Regions from separate parts of the Homo sapiens genome. Here region 2 is linked to region 1. The links are chromatin loops, found by intact Hi-C in ENCODE. Cell type or tissue: CD4-positive, alpha-beta T cell. All regions are shown on one strand. Links, peaks and the distances in the headings refer to the core of each region. The heading gives the core; the rest is flanking DNA. Region 1 holds the start of UNC5CL (unc-5 family C-terminal like). Region 2 overlaps DAAM2 (dishevelled associated activator of morphogenesis 2).

Evidence for each region. A loop is a pair of places that touch in the nucleus more often than their neighbours do. Peaks named below come from ENCODE experiments on the same cell type or tissue, not always from the same donor. Only the 100,000 strongest peaks of a DNase experiment are listed, where the experiment ranks them.
Region 2: it touches region 1 in a loop (4-fold over the local background); 3 of 110 quality-filtered maps call a loop at or near these places.

Annotation. Positions count from the first base shown.
Region 1 is chr6:41,035,241-41,044,212 of GRCh38, forward strand. UNC5CL (unc-5 family C-terminal like) reads right to left here and starts at 3,981. Exons shown (of 9, transcript NM_173561.3): 1 at 3,922-3,981. TSPO2 (translocator protein 2) reads left to right here and starts at 7,227. Exons shown (of 4, transcript NM_001010873.3): 1 at 7,227-7,538; 2 at 7,726-7,918; 3 at 8,317-8,458; 4 at 8,700-8,972. The coding sequence starts at 7,746. The coding sequence ends at 8,897. In CD4-positive, alpha-beta T cell, for the core only: CTCF peaks have their summits at 4,258 (motif pointing left) and 4,467; a DNase peak (open chromatin) is centred at 4,251.
Region 2 is chr6:39,860,849-39,869,820 of GRCh38, forward strand. It overlaps DAAM2 (dishevelled associated activator of morphogenesis 2), which reads left to right. Exons shown (of 25, transcript NM_001201427.2): 3 at 80-169; 4 at 3,585-3,659; 5 at 4,132-4,226; 6 at 6,662-6,995; 7 at 7,975-8,085. Among named protein-coding and RNA genes, the nearest start is that of DAAM2-AS1, 32 kb to the right of the region's middle. RefSeq lists an enhancer at 3,649-4,148. In CD4-positive, alpha-beta T cell, for the core only: CTCF peaks have their summits at 4,632 (motif pointing right) and 4,839; a DNase peak (open chromatin) is centred at 4,643.

The sequences.
Region 1 (8,972 bases), core at 369-8,368:
GCACACTTTAGTCACACCAATTCTTTTAACCTGTCTCTCTTACTCGAGAACCTACCCTGGCTCCCCGTGACCTAATACATCAAGGTAAACTGTTCTGAAGCAGAGTGAGCTTGGGTTTACAGTTAGAGAACATGAGTTCAAATGTCACCTTGGTCACTGTGGCTGGGTAAACTTATCATATTGATGTAAGGCAGGAGAGCCCCAAAATTGGGGCTTAGTTTGGGAGGGTTTGTGGCTTCACCTAGGCAAGAATTCAAGGGTGAGCCAGTGGTGTCAGACAGCAACTTTCACTAAAGTGGCAGAGTATAGCAGCAGCAGAGGTATGCTCCTTACAGAGCAGAGCTAACCCTAGGCAGTGTGCCCAGGGTAGCAGCTCTGGGGCATTTCTGCCATCATATTTATGTCCACTTTTAATTACATGCAGTAAGGGGTGGGTTATTCAGAAATTTCTAGAAAAAGGAGTGGTAGCTTCGGGTCACTGCCATGGAAAGGGGCAGTAACTTCCAGGCATCGCCATGGCAGTGGTAAACTGTCATGGCACTGGTGGGCATGTCTTATGGAGAGGTGCTTTTGGTGCCTTTTCCCTGTTTCAGCCAGTTTTCTATCTGGCCTGGAATCAAATCCCACCTCCTGCCTCAATACTGCTTAATGTACCTCAGTTTCCTCATCTGTCCAAATATCTACCTTGATCTACAAGTGCTGATACAAAAAAATCTATAAGTGGAAAAAGCAAGTCGCAGAGAGATAAAATATTCTGAGCTCATTAATGTGAAAAACAAAACTGCATATAAATAGATACATATTTATGGGTGCATATATGGAAATGTAAAGGTATAGAGAAAGGTCTGGAGCAGTGGTGTACAATAAAAATGTAATGTGAACTACACATGTAATTTTAAATTTCCTGATGGCCACATTAAAAAGAACAGGAGAAATTAATACATTTTATTTAACCCAATATATTCAAAATGTTATTTCAACAGGTAATCGATATAAAATTATGAGATATTTTTACTTTCTTCCTTCATACCCAGTCTTTGAAATCCATGTGTAATTTATATGAACAGAACAGCTCACTTGGGACTGGCTGTATTTCAAGTGCCCAGTAGCCACGTGTACTAATGAATCCGGTCTTAGACTGTGCAGGTCTGGAAGGACACACCCCCAAACTATTCCCATGAGTCACAACAAATTGAGAAGGTGGAAGGTGTGAATAAAAACTTTGTATTTTTTTAAATCCTTTTCTCTGTACTTTGAATTTTTCACATCAAGCATGTAGTTTGTATTAACTTTGTAATTCTTTTCTGAAGCTATTAAAAGTGGGGAAAAAGTGCCTCTTTGTGTAATGGTGAGGATGGCATAAGGTCATGTGAAAAGTATTTGTAGATGAGAAAGCACTGTCCAAATGTATGTGTTTCTTTATGCCCCTCCTTCTGCCAGAAAGGCCTGAAGGTAGCTCACAGGGATAGGCAACATACAACAAGAACAACAAAAGCTAAAAGTGGAAGCAAAAAAAAAAAAAAATGAAGAAGACAAAACACAAAGATGCAGCCCTACAGTGAAGCTGGAATGAGGCAGGGCAAAAGCATACACTCACCTCCTGCTCACCTGGCTACCCAGCCAGGCCACAGGCTGAGACTTCCCAGTAGCTCTTCCTGAGGCCCTCCAGAACCCACCTCCGCCTCCTCCTACTTCCCCTCTTCCAGCCCCTACAATTTCCAACACGCCTGCCCTGTAGCCTGCCCAGGCTCCCCACACCTGCTTAATTCTAGCCTCTGGCTTTTGCTCATGCTGTTTTCTGTTTCTCCACTCACTTGCTCTCCCCACTTGTTTCCTCTCCCTACGTGGATCCTCCCATTCAATAGTGCCTCCCGCTGGTGCACCGGCCTTTGACAGCCTCCAGCTCGCGAAATCTCTCTCCACAGCCATCCCACCATACTGAGTCACTCTTGATTATGTGCTGTCATGTGTGATTTTCCCACTCAAATGAACATTTTCTAAGCACCGGCTGTGTATCGGACACTGTGGGAAGTTCAATCCTGCCAAAGATGACGTCTTATTCCGCTCTCAAGGAGCTTCTGCAGGAATGGAATTCATTGGCTTGGTAGCTGAGTTCTGTGAGGCACAACGTCCTCCTTCAGAGCCCTGGGAGGCCCCTCTGGTTGACTCACTAGAGGCTGCACTGGAAGAGCTTCCAGTATCCAGTCCTCCCCACGCCCTTCACTTGCACTACCCACCTGGAACTGAGGCTTGGCCCACCTTCTTCCTTCCAACCTCAGGACCCATGAAAACTGAAGCCCCTTCCTAGTGCCTCTTAGACCAGGGCAGAACCTCCACTGTATCCTCAGGATTGAAGACTGGGGCAGTACCTGTTTCTCCCATGTCCTCACTGAAAGTGTGAATAAGAAGCGGGGGTTGGCATTGTTCTCTTTGCCTAAAGAGCCAACCCAGCAGACAATGCACCAGCCTTTTTCAACCAGGCATCCTGGAGGGCACACAGGTGAATCAGTGAATTGGCAGTGTCCCAAAGCTGATGGGAAGGGGGTTGGAGCAGCAAGCTACCGTTGATGTCCCATCATTTCTTTTGGTTCTTTCACATTAGTAATAATTATAATTCCAACTGTAATAACAATAGCTAACATTCGCAGAGCTTTACTCAATGCCACTGTGTTAAAGCACTCTCCATGGCTTGTCTCATCTCATCCTCACAGCAGCCTTAGGAGCGAGGTGTTATTTTTATCTCCATTTCACAGATAAGGAATCCGAGCTTTCTCCCCACAGTGAAGATGGATAGGGAATTACTAAACAACTGAAGACAGGCAGGAAGGAGGAGCAAAGACGAACAAGGACTTCCAGAGATACCCCCTTTCTCTCTCCACCCCTTCTTTTCCCCAAGTATCTTCCTTTCCTTCTCTAGAAGAAATAAAGTTGGAAGAGAAAGAAGCAAAAATGAAGTAAAGACAAATAGAAGGACCTAAATTTACATCCTCAGTTATGTGGTAATACCCACCCCACTACACCACACCCCCACCTACCAAGGTACCAGTGGCAGGGGATGGAATTGCTAAAGGGATGAAAGGAGGGGCCCCAGCTCGCTTACACAGCAGTAACCTTCCTGGGGCCACCAAAGACCAGAGTCCAGATCCCCAGTGAGGTGCACCTCACTGGGTGGTGCAGTAGAGTCCCCTGGCTCAACCTCCGACCCTGGAGAAGTTGGCATGCACCACTCCCAAAGCCCCACTGGGCCTCTCCCAGGGTGACTGCTCTTCCAGGCTGCCCTGGCCCTCACTGCATCCTCCCTCTGGCTCCAGAATGGGGAAAGGTCCGGAGTCTTGCTGAATGGCAACTATAGCACTGCAGCCATTCGAGTGTGACTTGGGGCATCCCAACCCCATGCCTGGACTCCTCATTACCCACTCCTCCAGTCTGTCTTGCTCCAGACCCCAGATCACCCTGGGTAGCGGGTCCCCGAAACGAGAGTCCTTTAGAATGCTGCCATCACCTGTCCCTAGGCAGTTGCATCCTCCAGCACAAAGATCCAAACTCCTGCTGCAAAGTTCTGCTCATACCCTTTAAGAAAACTCTCAACCTTTCCTCCACCTCACTGGTTCTCCCTGTGCCTCCCCAACACCTGATAGATGTCCAGTTACTGCAGAACATAACAAGTACTGGGATGGATGGTCCAAACCCAAGTCATGAATGGCATTTGTTAGTATAGTAGACATTTCCGCAGGACACAGAATCATCCCAGTGGTCCTCATACCCATTGGCCAAGTCCCATTTTCCTCCCCTCCTCCAGCAGAGGGTCCCTACACTCCAGCAGGCAGGCTAAGCTGGCCTGGCTCCTCCCCCGAAGCTCCAGGTAACCCCATCACAATGCCCATCCCCTCTCCAGCTGCCCCAAGGGGGTGCTCAACTTACCGTCTAGGAGCTCTTAGAGGCTGCTGGCTGGTCCAGTTCCTTCTCCGAGAAACAAGGGTCAGCCAGATTCAGTCGGCAGGCCAGCAGACAAGTGGAGGTGGGCGGGGAATCCAGGCAGGAGTGGCCTGGCATTTCCTGGCAGAGCCCTGCCTCCCAGCTGTCTAAAGAGGGGTGAGGGAGAGTGTCCCTGTCTATTGGCAAAGTCCAGCCCAGGTAAGGGATTAGCTGAGGATCCCAGAAGTCAGTGAACTTTCCAGTCTAGGTCTGGAAGGAAGGAGGGAGGCAGGGAGACAACCTGGGTGTAGGTGCTGCACCTTGAAACCCCTCCTTACAGTGCCCTCTGCTGGTGAGTGGCTGTCCCCAGCCAGAGGCTATTATTAAAATAGCAGATAGGAGGAGGAGGGAACCTTCATCTGAGTTTCTTAAACTATAATGTGCACAACAGTCACCTGGGAGATCTTGTTAAAATGCAGGCTCTGATTCTGTAGGTCTAGTATGGGGCCTGAGATTCTGCAGCTCAAAGAAGCTCCCAGCTGATGCCAATGCAACCGGTCCAAGGAGCTTAGAGAGCATCTAGTTCCACCCGCTCCCCACACAGAGAAGACAGTGGAGCCACTGAGACGGTTAATGACTCACCAGTTGCTGGTGGACCTGAGATGTACCCATATTTTTCCTTACACAAGGTGCTTTCTACTTCCCCCACCCAAAGTTGGCAGAGACACTGCCGGTTGGGAGACAACTGAACTTTGGGGCCATTTGCCATTCTGAGTTCTTAAAACTCTGCCTAGGAGCGGTGGCACCACAAGAATGAAAACTCCTTGTGGAACTTTTCCCATGTTTTCGGCTGTCTCCTCAGCTCCTGGTACAGCCTGATAGATAGAAGGTGTTCAATAAACATGTCTTGAATGAATGAGTGAAGCAGTTGAGAGGGAAAAGGATGCATTTTGGCTCCAACTGGCCAACACTGAGCCCAGGTGAGCCACACGTTGGGTATGTAATATTGGGCAAGCTACTTAACTCCTCTGAACCTCAATTCCCTTGTCTGTCAAATGCAGTTAAGAATATCTACCTTGTGTGAGATAATAATTGTCATTATTGAGCTAATAAATGTCAAATGCCCACCACAGAATGGGTGGTCAATAGATGGTAACCGTTGTCACCAGGGTCTGGCCTCCTGCAGTTGAGGAGGCATGGTGAACGCCCCCCCAGGCCCCTAGTTATCATCTCCCATAGAAAATAAGTAACTTCCTCTGCTTTTGTCTCAGTTAATAATTCTCTAGCCTCTTGTCTCTGACTGCAATGCCCTCCCCTCTGCTTCCTTCCCTGGTGGAGGTGAGAGGGTGGAATAAACCTCCCAGGGGAGCCCAGTACCCCAAAGTGCAGAGATGGTAGAGAGCGGGCAACCTGGGAAGCAGACCTCATGCCTAAAGACAAGCCAGGAAGGGGTGCTCAGAACTTTGATAGGGAATGAAAGGAGTGGGGTAGGGGTGTTTGTCTTTGTTGAACAAAGCTCTGTCTGAGTCACACAGGAGGCTGGACTTTGCCAACAGACAGGGACACTCTCCCCTACCCCTCTTTAGGGCGGCTGGGAGGCAGGACTTTCTGCCAGGAAGCGCCAGGTCACTCCTCCTTGACTCCCCACCCACCTCCACTTGTCAGCTGCCTTCTCCTCTGAGTCATAAAGTCCTAGGGGTTTGTGAAAGATCTGTCAAGCTAGGGTTCTAAGCCAGGAAGGTCATGCCAACCAGGAGGCTATAACCAGGGGCTGTGTTCATGGATTATGAACTCACTTCCCAAGCTAGTTCTTGCCACTCTTGGGGACAATCCCAATTATAAGGAGGCTCTGAAGAAATGTGAAGGCTCCTACCACTCACTCCCATGGCCACAGAGCTGGTTCATGGGATGCAAAGACCACAGGCATCAACAGCATTATAACTGGGGGCTGAGCTGTCACAGGAGGGCCAGTGTCAAACCCTCACCACAAGCCCTCAAACATTCCATCAAGGGGTAGCCTCCAGAGGCCAGGCACCAAGGAGGGTCTGGCAGACCAGAGGGGCTCCTCCTGAGAGGAACTCTTTGGGGCCATGAAACAGCAACTTGGACTTCCCAGCCAGTGTCACCACCCTTCTCATCTGAGAAAGGCAGATCAGCAGGGAGCACCACTCCACCCTCCTCCCAGCCCCACCCTCCTCCCAGCCCCACCCTCCTCTGCCTTCCACACATCATATGTCATCAGGCCCCCCGCCTGGGAGGTGTGCTGCCAGAGGTAAGGGGAGCACAGGCCTAGGAACCAGGAGGCACTGGGAGAGGCAGGTGTCAGGAGAAAAGAGGATGGGGGCAGGGAGGGGCAGGGAGGGGGCCTCCACCACTGGACAGAAATGTAGAAAAACAGGAAGGCAGAAGATGAGCAAACGGACAGTCAGGAGCACAGAAAGACAAGTAGAAATATGCACAGGTGGGCATGCTGCTCAGCTCTGTCCCAGAACCTCCAGGACCAGTGTCCCTGACCCTTGACAGAAAAGGATGGATTAGGGCCAGGCACAGTGGCTCATGCCTGTAATCCCAGCACTTTGGGAGGCCAAGGCGGGTGGATCACCTGAGGTCAGGAGTTCGAGACCAGCCTGACCAACATGGCAAAACCCCATCTCTACTAAAAATACAAAATTAGCCGGGCATGGTGGCGCACGCCTGTAATCCCAGCTACTAGGGAGGCTGAGACAGGAGAATCACTTGAACTAGGGAGGCAGAGGTTGCAGTGAGCCGAGATTGCACCACTGCACTCCAGCCTGGACAACAAGAGTGAAACTCTGTATGAAAAGAAAAAAAAAAAAAGGATGGATTAGATAGTCAGTCCAGAATACTGAAAATAATCAGATTGTTTTCTCTCCTTCAAATCTGGTTAATCATGGGGGGAGGCTGAAATATCATGAACAAATGAGAAGAATGATATTTGTGGGGCCTTGGTGGGGCCTTGGCTGGAGGAGGGTCTGTACATTGTCCCACATGCAAATGACATGCAAAGCAACATGCCACCTTGGCAGCTTTTTAATCAAAGACCAGGCAGTTGTTTCCTTGAAAAGTCAGGCCACAAGAAACCTGGATGCTTGTGCTTACATCCTGACACTCTGGGAATGGAAAGATGGAGCAGGAAGCTCATACCCCATGGCTCCAGGGGTAGAAGAGAGCTAAAAGTTCAGAAAAAGGAATCCACGGTGTCAACAGGCCAAGTTTGAATTTGGGCAGGAGATCAGCCTGGGTGGGCCCCATGAGTGTGCCAGTCTGATATGGTGAGATAAGCCTGGGACAGATGTGCTGCCGCATTCGTGACTAGAAAAGAGTCCCCAGGAATTTCTGGCTCCTGCCTTCAGATTGTGAACTTTCCAGGTTGGTAGATCAGCTTAGGTAGAACAGTTCTCGGTGAGGGCCAGCTACATACCTGGCTAAGCGCTGCCCACTGCAGAAAAGCTCATCACCCGGGACCTGATCTCCAGGACTCAGAAGCACTTGGAGGAAGGCCTATTCACTTAGAAGCAGTTACCAGTGCTGGGCAGTGTCCTCCAAGTGCCAGAGGAGTGCTGTGGAGAAAAGAAGTCCATGGAAGCCAGGAGATGGGCAAGGTGTGGCCTGGGGTTGGAGAGAGCTCAGAGGTACAGGACTGGAGCTGGGCCAGGGAGAGAGGAAGGACCTCCGTGAGTAGACCTTCTCTGAGGGGCTCAGGCCAGGAAATGAGTCAGGTTAGGAGGCAGAGACAGACGAGGAGCCGCAGGGGAAGGCTCATCACTAGCATGTTCTCTGCCTCCCCAGATTTTGCCTCTTCAAGGTGAATGCGGCTTCAAGGGGCTATCTTTGTGCTCCTGCCCCACCTGGGGCCCATCCTGGTCTGGCTGTTCACTCGTGATCACATGTCTGGTTGGTGTGAGGGCCCGAGGATGCTGTCCTGGTGCCCATTCTACAAAGTCTTATTGCTTGTACAGACAGCCATCTACTCTGTCGTGGGGTGAGTACTTGTTTCTCACACATGGCCCTGGTACCCAATGGGGTGGGAACAAGTCCTCTATATCTGAATTACTCCCATATATTGGCCTCCAAAGGTAGGCGCTTTGTCTTGCCTCTCACCACCATAGTGGGTCCTCCAGAAAGTAAGAAACCCTCTATGCCTGCCTGGGGTTCCAGTTAGCCCTTCTTCCACCCTCTCTAAGTCTCCCCAGCCCCTCCTCCACCTCACCATGCCCAGCTCCTCCCACCAACTCCCTCCCTGGCCCTTACATGATGCCTAAACCCATCTGCCCCCATTTCAGCCCACAAGGGTATCCAAGAGTCCTTATGCCAGAGAGCCTCCTCCATTTGCCACGGAACCTCCTCCCACTGAATGTTTTTGCCACCATGTCTCCACAGCTATGCCTCCTACCTGGTGTGGAAGGACCTGGGAGGGGGCTTGGGGTGGCCCCTGGCCCTGCCTCTTGGCCTCTATGCTGTTCAGCTCACCATCAGCTGGACTGTCCTGGTTCTCTTTTTCACAGTCCACAACCCTGGTCTGGTAAGGCACACAGTGCTCAGTAGCAGAAGTAATGTGGGAGAGGGTGAAACCACCTGGCTCCAGAAGCACATAATTCAGCAGAGCAATTGAGTGCAGGCAGGTAATGGGTGGGCAGACTTCTCTGCACTCCCATGGTGTGCACAGAGCCCCAGGGACTGAGCTCGTTGCTGGGCTGGGTACTGCAGAAAGGTGGAGGTGCTGGTTCTCGGGCAGCCAGCTGACCCCCGGCCTCTATGCCCAGGCCCTGCTGCACCTGCTGCTGCTGTATGGGCTGGTGGTGAGCACAGCACTGATCTGGCATCCCATCAACAAACTGGCTGCCCTGTTACTGCTGCCCTACCTAGCCTGGCTCACCGTGACTTCAGCCCTCACCTACCACCTGTGGAGGGACAGCCTTTGTCCAGTGCACCAGCCTCAGCCCACGGAGAAGAGTGACTGAGGCCCTAGGGCATGGGAGAGGAGGGACGCCCAGGGTGGGGAGGAAGAGTCTGCAAGCAGGGCTGTGGAGTTAGGG
Region 2 (8,972 bases), core at 717-8,716, 1.2 Mb before region 1:
TGTAATTTCCTGCAGGGCTGACTATTCTAATCTCAACCATCCCTAGTGTCAGACGTATTTTTTCTTATTGTCTTTGCAGGATGAATTGGATCTCACTGACAAAAACCGAGAGGCTATGTTTGCACTGCCCCCTGAGAAGAAATGGCAGATCTACTGCAGCAAGAAGAAGGTGCCCTCTCTGACCCCTCTGGCCACATCTCAGGGTTCATGGCATGGGGTGGCTCTTGCTGCCTTGGCATGCTCATGCATTCACCTGATGTTTATTACATGCCAGCCCTGTTCTAGGTGTTGGAGGAACAACAGTGAATAAAATAGAAAAAGGAAATTCTGCTGTCCTGGAGCTTACACTCAAAGAAATAGGATTCTCTTTTTCAAAAACGCTTAAAGCAGGACCTGCTGCATCCCAGGACTGGGGCTTGCTGGGAGACAGACAAAGAAGCAGAGTCTGGACTCTCTCGTGCCTGCTCCCAGGCATGGAGGGTGGGCATCATGGACCATACCTGGAGCAGCTTTGCTATAAGAAATCAGTTTGGGGGGCAGGGATGTCCTCTTTTGGATCTTTAGTCTCCACTCTGTCCCAGGCTAGGGCTCACACATCTGTCCATGTTCTCCTCAGCATATCCTCCCTCTCTTCTTGCTCATTAAAAGATGCTGTTAGCCTCCTGCTATGGCCCTCCCTAGAAAGGGGTATGCTGAGCTCCAGTGGGGCTTAATTGGACTTGATCTCCTCCCTTCTGCTTTCCCAGCGGCTGTGCATTCTTCTCTCTGCTGTCTCCATCTCCGTGTTTCTTCAGCTTGCCTCTGTCTCTACGTCTCTCTCTTGCCCCCTTTCTATTTTAGTCTGTTTCTTTTGCTCCTGAATTTTCTTTTCATGGCCTACTTTCCTCCTCTCCCCTCCACCCTCCCAGTTTTCAGACTTGAGTCCCAAGTCTAAAACTTGTTATTCTGCCCTCCTACATTGCTTTGGTGTTTGGGGACCAGAGCCTGGCTATTCCCACGCCTGAGGCTTAGGCTCCCTCCCTCCTGGGAGGAGACAGGAAGGTCTGGGCGGAGTCTGAGCCATGTATCCTTTGTGCTCCTGTGCCCCCTCATAGCTCTTCTCTTACTCTTCCTGCTGAAGACTTTATCCCATTCCGAGGTCTCCACACTGAGCCAGACTGACCTTGTAACATTGGAGGATTCAAATATACACCATTTCAGAGTTGCAGGAACCTGGAAAACCACACAGTGTCGATGCAGTCTCATTCTTTATTCTACAAATGAGGCCAAGAAGGCCTAGAGAGGCAAAACTCACCCACAGCCCACCCAGTCCGTTATGGCAACTGGCTGCCCATTGCTAGAACCTGAGACTGCTGGGGAAAATAGTGCTAGAGGCTGAGGACCTGTGACAAGAGGCATGGGCTGCACACGCTATGAGCCATTGTCTAGTATACTCAATGCATGCTTATTAAGCACCTGCAGAATATAACACTCTGTGTTTATGCATCTCATTGTGAGAAAAGCAGGTCTTTAAAAAGCTCAAATCATGGAAAGAAGGAAGGAAGGAAAGAAATTTCAGGCGTAATTAATCATATCTCATGATTCTCCATTTTCCAAATTGATTTACTATGGAGTTCCCTTAAGTTGGTCTCTTCTACAGCTGCTAAAACAAACAAACAAACAAACAAAAAAATGGCCAGGCATGGTGGCTCATGCCTGTAATCCCAGCACTTTGGGAGGCCGAGGTGGGCAGATCATCTGAGGTTGGGAGTTCGAGACCAGCCTGACCAACATGGAGAAACCCCATCTCTACTAAAAAAATACAAAACTAGCCAGGTGTGGTGGCACATGCCTGTAATCCCAGCTACTCGGGAGGCTGAGGCAGGAAAATCACTTGAACCTGGGAGGTGGAGATTGTGGTTAGCCGAGATCATGCCATTGCACTCCAGCCTGGGCAACAAGAGCGAAACTCCATCTCAAAAAAAAAAAAAAAAAAAAAAAAAAAAAAAGATTTATTAAAATAGAAGGCATCTCTCACTGCCTTCCAAACCAAATTGTAATTTCCCCACACACTTTCACAACCTTCCACCTTCCCACATGGCACTTCCTCTGTCTATAACACCCTCCCCACCTGTCTTAGCTGTAATGCTCTTTAATAGCCCAGTGTTCTTAGACCACTCACGCCAACCCCCTACAAGCCTTCTGTGTTGGATGGATCACCCCCCAAGGTCTGCTATGGGTGGCTCTACCATAGAACATTTACCACCCTTTCTCTGGCACTGGACTGTTACATGGAAGGCAGAGACCATGACTCTTTACTCCGTACTTTCAGAGCTCAGCACAGTGATTGGCATCTAGTAGGTCCCCATTCAGTGCATATGGCATGGGTAAATGACGAGCCAGCAAGTTTAGGAAAGGATGTGTTTGCCGACACAATTGTTTTTGGTGCTGATTCCCCTCCCCAAGGCAGAAGGCAGAATGTTTGGCCTTCAGTCATGGAGAATTTAACATGTATAACCATGATTAAATTTAACATTTAACCATGTGAAGTCATAAAGACCCAAACAAAGCAGCTTTTCTACTGGTCTAAGATTTGTATTTTGTGAAACAAAATAGAAAACATTGAGTGGATGGAGCTGAGAGCTGCAGGGCCCGCTGGCAGCTGGCAGAGAGGTGTTTTGTCAGGGAGGGTCTGGAGGAAGTTAAGTTTTCATGCCGATTTGGAAGCAGGAGAGTGGAGAAAGCAGATGGGGAGGAGCCTCCAAAGTGACCTGGGGCACAGGAACAGGAATGAGCAGGATGGGTGTGAGGCCCAGAAGCAGATCCATTTGGCTGGAGAAGGCTGGATTTTCAGTCAACATTAATATTTCTTTAACTCCCATCATTCTTGCCCATACTTGGGGAAGAGTCGAGCCTGTCTCTTGAGGGCTGAGCACTGGGCCAGAGGTCCTCGGATCTGGGCTCTGCCTCCCCGCTGCACATCCCCCTCATTCAGGAGTTTGCCAGGAATTAAATCACAGGCCTAAGGGGGTCTCCTGAGTCTTTTCAAAGCCCAAAGCCTTGGAAATTTCTCTATTTTTCTAAAGTTACTATTTAGTGAGTGCCTACTATGTGCCAAGTGTTTTCTATTAGTGTTCTAGAAATACCTGAAAGACTTAAGTTTTTAAATTTCCAAACTGTCACAGACCAATACTTTTGTAAAATATGAGAATGAGATTATCAGAAAAAGTAAAAAGATGTATAAAAATAAACAGGAATCTGAATTAGATTCAACAGCCAGGAAATTATATTTCATTAAATACAAGCTGAGCAAACAGAACAAGAGAAAAGAATTTTTAAAAAATGGTGCACGTTGCTCACTGAAAGTACACACACCTGCATAGTTTCTGCCCGCGTCGTTGTCTGGCCATGAGAGTCAATGTTCATCATCTGTATTTCACCAAGGGAGAAATGGAAGCCTGGGGGAGAGTGTAATTTCCTCCAACCCACCCGACATGGGCAGAGCTGAGAAATGAATCCCTCTGCTGACACGGAATGAAGCTCAGGATCTCAGGCCACGGGCCTGTCTTGCCTGTTGGTCCATGCTGTCCTTTTTCTTGTTTCAGGAGCAGGAGGACCCCAACAAGCTGGCAACCAGCTGGCCTGACTATTACATCGACCGCATCAATTCCATGGCTGCGGTGAGTGGCTGCCCCTCTCCTGCCCTGCCCCCACCTGGAAAGGCTACGGCAGGGAGTGATTCCCCCAGCCCCCACCCCCCACACACCAAACTGCCTTTTACTGCTCCTCAGCGCCCCACTGCCCACTCACTGGAGTTCAGCAGCTTTCCAGTTATTCATGAAATTTTAAGGTAATCCACCCCTCCTCTGGGCAATCTCAGAGTCCCCCAACCATTTAAACATTTTAAAATCCATTTGGGCATCACACAAACTTGGGAAATAAACCGGGCCAGTACTTCTCTCCATTTCACAGATGAGGAAAGTGAAGTCCCAGCCCAGAACCTAGGTCTTCCCAGGGGCCGACACTCGGTCTCAGTAAACCATTCCCTGAGGCCTCACCCTTTCTGAGGCAAGCATGGCCCCTGGGTCACACCTGAGCTGTAGTGCAGAGGGTTGGGAGACAGGCAGCCCCTTTCTACCTGCTGGCCCTCAGATGCAGAGTCTGTACGCGTTTGATGAGGAGGAGACGGAGATGAGGAACCAAGTCGTGGAAGACCTGAAGACAGCCCTCCGGACACAGCCTATGAGGTAATTCAGTTTCCCCCTCTTGCTTCCTGCTGAGTCCCTTCACAGTTGGTCTCCTTGCCTTCCCGAAGCCCTGTGCAGTGCTCTGCTCCCATGCCGGTCCTCCTGGCCAACTCTGCCTCACCTGACTTCACTTCCCAGCCCCTACTCCTCTCCTGGGAGGCTGCCAGGGCTTGGGAGGAGGGGAGAGAAACCTGGGAAAGTGGGATAAACCTCAGGTCCTGAGGAGCTCTCTAAAGAGGAATCGAGGGCAAGTGCTTTTTAAAAATTTATTGATTTATTTTTGGTAAGGGGATAGAATAGGAGCGTGACCAAATGGACAAGGTACAAAAGAAAGAGCCTTGTGAGGATGAGGGGGCAGGGTGAGTGCCCCATCCAGGAAAAGAGGGACGCACGGGTAGAGAAGTACTCCAACCACTAGGGGGCGGTGTGGTGTCTCTGGATGGGATTTGCCATCTAGAATGGGAGCAACGCAGGCATGGAAAATGGGGTAGAAGTCCTGGAGCCATAGGAGGACACCTTTCCCTTCCCAGGCCACAACGTGTGGGGCCCAAAGTGGGGCTCCTTGTGTCTGGGTCTGCCCCGTGGTGTGCTGGAACTGGCTAGTAACAGCTGGCGAATGCTGAGTGTCAAATTTTCAGCAATTTTGTAAGCTGGTTGTTAAACGTAGCTATGATTAAAATTTCAATTGTATAAATTTAAGATTCAGTAAGTTATATCAAAACAAAGGTAATAAATACTTGAAACTCTTCATTCCCAAATTACCTAATTATTTTTCTACATTTTACTATAAGGTATACTTTTGAGTTTACATGCATTGTATGTGCATGGAAACACTATGAAATATGCATCTCTTCCCAACTCTGCATTCAATGACATCATATCTGTAGCTTGAAATTGGCTATGCTGGGAGCATTTACACCATGGAAATGAGCAAACAATCAGGAGCCACCCTTCACCCTTCCCCTGGCGAAAAGCTAGCCATCCATTGCATGGGGATGTGTATGTTGTCTGAGCTGAGCTCTCTCCCCAGGAGACTAGAAACAGCCTCAAGAAGAATGGGAGCATCCCAATTGTCTCTTGTCATTCTGGTAGTGGTGGGGCTCTGGAATGGGAAGGGGATAGAGGAAAGGATGAGGTAGTCAGGAAATAAAGGGGTTGAGAGGAAGTTGCCAGGTTTGTCTCCTACCCCAATTTATTGTAATTTCCCTTAATAATATTCTGCTAACAAAAGTTACATATTGTCATTGTGGAAATTTTATGGAATGCAGACAAGCATAAAATAGAAAAAAGTAAAAAAATAGCTATTGTTAACAACTTAGTTTGAGAGCACATTCTTTTATTTTCTAGGCGTATTTGTACAATAACATAAACACAAATACGCTTGGGATAAGTAATGTTATTTATAATAATTTTCTTAGATCATTAATTATTTTACTAAATCAAGGGTACCTGTGTGTGTGGGCATGCCATGGACATCCGGCGCCTAGGTGAAACTTATGGACTGCTTCGCAGAAATGATGTTTTAAATAATAGATAAAAAGATAGGCATAACAAATCAATGAAAATACAGCTACAAATAATAAAAATGAGATAGCAATGAATTCTGCTTCTTTACACCTTAAATAGCAAGAGCTAGCTGCGAGTCTTGATAACCATCATAATTTTGAAGTACTGAGGAGTGTAAATGGTATTTTGAGATACCTGGTACAACTGTAATTTGGTATGAAAATAGCTGTGATTTCTTGGGGTGACAAAGTCACAGATTATGCTAATACTACTGTCATTTATTGCTGACATTCATCATTGAGGAAAATACTAAATTTTAATTAGAAGTTACCAAAAATAAAAATGTAATTTTCTTTTCCCACCCAAGTCCTTGGATCTGTGAATGCTATCCATAGATTCTTCAGCAGAACACAGACTCCAAATTAAGAACCCCTGAACTAAATGGGTTTTAATGTTTTTTTGCTAACATTCAAGATAGATAACTCTGCTATTTTCTTTAGGATCCCTTGAAATGTAGCTTCCCTAGGCTTAACGCCATGACTTGATGATTCTGATGGCTTTCCTATCTGGAAGCCCTCTTTGTTATCCGACTGTAATTCTCTTAATCTCCATCCTCACTGGAGAGGAGTGTTCAGGTTTAACAGCTCTGATAATTATCATGATCATGTGAAGAGGACTTCACATTCATACCATTTTAGCTATGCAACTGACAATGATATGCAAATACAGAGTATTTAAAATGCAAATAAGACACAAGTCTTTTGTGAAGATGATAGGATTTCACTGCTTTAGATAAACTACGAATAAACCAAGTGGCTACTGTAGGTGGGACAAGGTGCATGGTGGTACACAGGTAAGGGGGTAACTATTTGCAAAGTGTACACAGAATCATATGCAAATATATGTTTGTTAATGGCTCTGATTTGTAGGTTTGTGACCCGCTTCATTGAGCTGGAGGGCTTGACCTGTCTGCTAAATTTCCTCCGGAGCATGGACCACGCCACCTGTGAGAGCCGCATCCACACCTCACTCATTGGCTGCATCAAAGCATTGATGAACAACTCCCAGGGGCGGGCACATGTGCTGGCACAGCCTGAGGCCATTAGTACCATAGCCCAGAGCCTACGCACAGAGAACAGCAAGACCAAGGTGGCTGTGCTGGAGATCCTGGGTGCTGTGTGCCTCGTGCCTGGTGGCCACAAGAAGGTGCTGCAGGCCATGCTGCACTACCAGGTGTATGCAGCAGAGCGAACCCGCTTCCAGGTGAGGGGCCAGGCTGGAGGTGGGATGCCAGCTGGGTGGGGCAGAGGATGTCACATGTGAGTGAGAGCCTGAAGATTCTTTGCAGCAGAAACTGGGGGAAAAGGAAAGTAATGTGGTCTGCATGCCTGCTCCTGGAAGGTAACAGGTGAAGAGTACTGGGACCTGGAAGGCTTGCATAAAAACACATGCAGGGCCTTAAGAGTTATGAGTTTGGCTGGGAAATGGACTTGTCTTCCTTATTAGTCAGTGGGTTCCTGGAAGCCGGAATATTGGCCTGCATTATTTTTGTGGCTCTGCATCTCCAACCTCAACACCTGGCTCATGATAGGGGCTCAGTCAAGAATTACTGAATTGAGTGCAATTGCTGAGATTGAGATTTTAGGTGCTATACTTGGGCCAGTACCTAATGTGGGACACTGGGACCATCCCTGGGAGCTTCAGCCATGCTATTCTCTTTTCTTTCCCTGACCTGCCCAGAGAAGTATCAGTGAGATGAACAGTAAATATGAAGTGTCTTAGCACAGTGCCTGGCACAGAGTAAGTCCATAGAGACATGAACTGATGTTACAAACCCCATGGTTTATTGCCAAAAACTGGGTCCTGACTCTGCAGAAGACGGAAAAGGGATAAAAGCAGTGTCCATACCATAAATGAGCTAGGCAGGGAATACATATGAGCTGTAAACAGCTGGAGCACGATGATAAAGCAGCACTGAAGCACTGCTCAACCATGTAGACCAAGCCCCAAAGGCTGAGTGGAGAGGAAGTGAGGCAGCACTGCCACTGAGGTGAGAGGCAAGGGAATTTTCCAGGCAGAGGTGAGGTTTGGGGCAGCCCAGAGTAAATTGGACAGACCTGATTGGGTGGAGAGAGCAGATGGGGCATTCTAGGTAGTGGAGGCGACAGGAGTAAAGATGCAAAGGCCACACCTGTTGGGAACTCAGCCCTCTCCTCCTGCTCTGTCCTGCATTTCCACCTAGACCCTGCTGAACGAGCTAGACCGAAGTCTGGGCCGGTACCGGGATGAAGTGAATCTGAAAACAGCCATCATGTCCTTCATCAATGCTGTCCTCAATGCTGGAGCTGGAGAGGTGGGGTGCCTTCTCCTTGCCCTTGCTGTTCCCTGACTTTCTGGACCTGGGGTAGAGTGTGTGAGTGTGTTGCTTCCCCAATAATTGTTTTTGCTATTAAACCTGGGAGGGCTCCTGGGGAGTTGCCTACATAGGTAGCATCATGCACGGTGGACAGACCCAGAGCTGAGCTGGCTGATGATGGCTCAGGGTGGCAGAGAATCATTGGTGGGAGGAGGGCGAGTTTGGGCCCTTGTTTATGGAGAGCTGTTTCTGGACTGTTTTCTCGTTGGCTGGTCATGTTCTTCTAGTGCCTTCTGTTAGGTGTGCCTTCTGGTTTCCCTTCCTTTGGGGTCAGAATGGGATTCTTGAAGTATAAAAATAGCAACAGGCTGGGCGTGGTGGCTCATGCCTGTAATCCCAGCACTTTGAGAGGCCTAGGTGGGTGGATTACCTGAGGTCAGGAGTTTGAGACCAGTCTGGTCAACAGGGTGAAGCCCCGTCTCCACTAAAAAAATATAAAAATTAGCCAAGTGTGGTGGTGGGCACCTGTAATCCCAGCTACTTGGGAGGCTGAGGCAGGAGAATCACTTGAACCTGGGAGGCGGAGGTTGCAGTGAGCCAAGATTGCACCATCATTGCACTCTAGCCTAGGGGACAAGAGCAAAACTCCATCTCAAAGAAACAACAAAAAAAGCAACAATAGAAGAACTTGAAGAGCAGGTGAACGTTCCAAATTCTAAGGCAATCAGATGCCCTGGTCAAGGTTAACTTGAAGGACAGAGGGGGCAAAGGGAGCAATTTAATGATCTTTACTTTCCCCTCTTTTCCGCCAGCATACTTTTTTTTTTTTTTTTTTTTTTTTTTTAAAAACAATTTATCTTTATGCCCTGGGTTAGGGAAGGCCG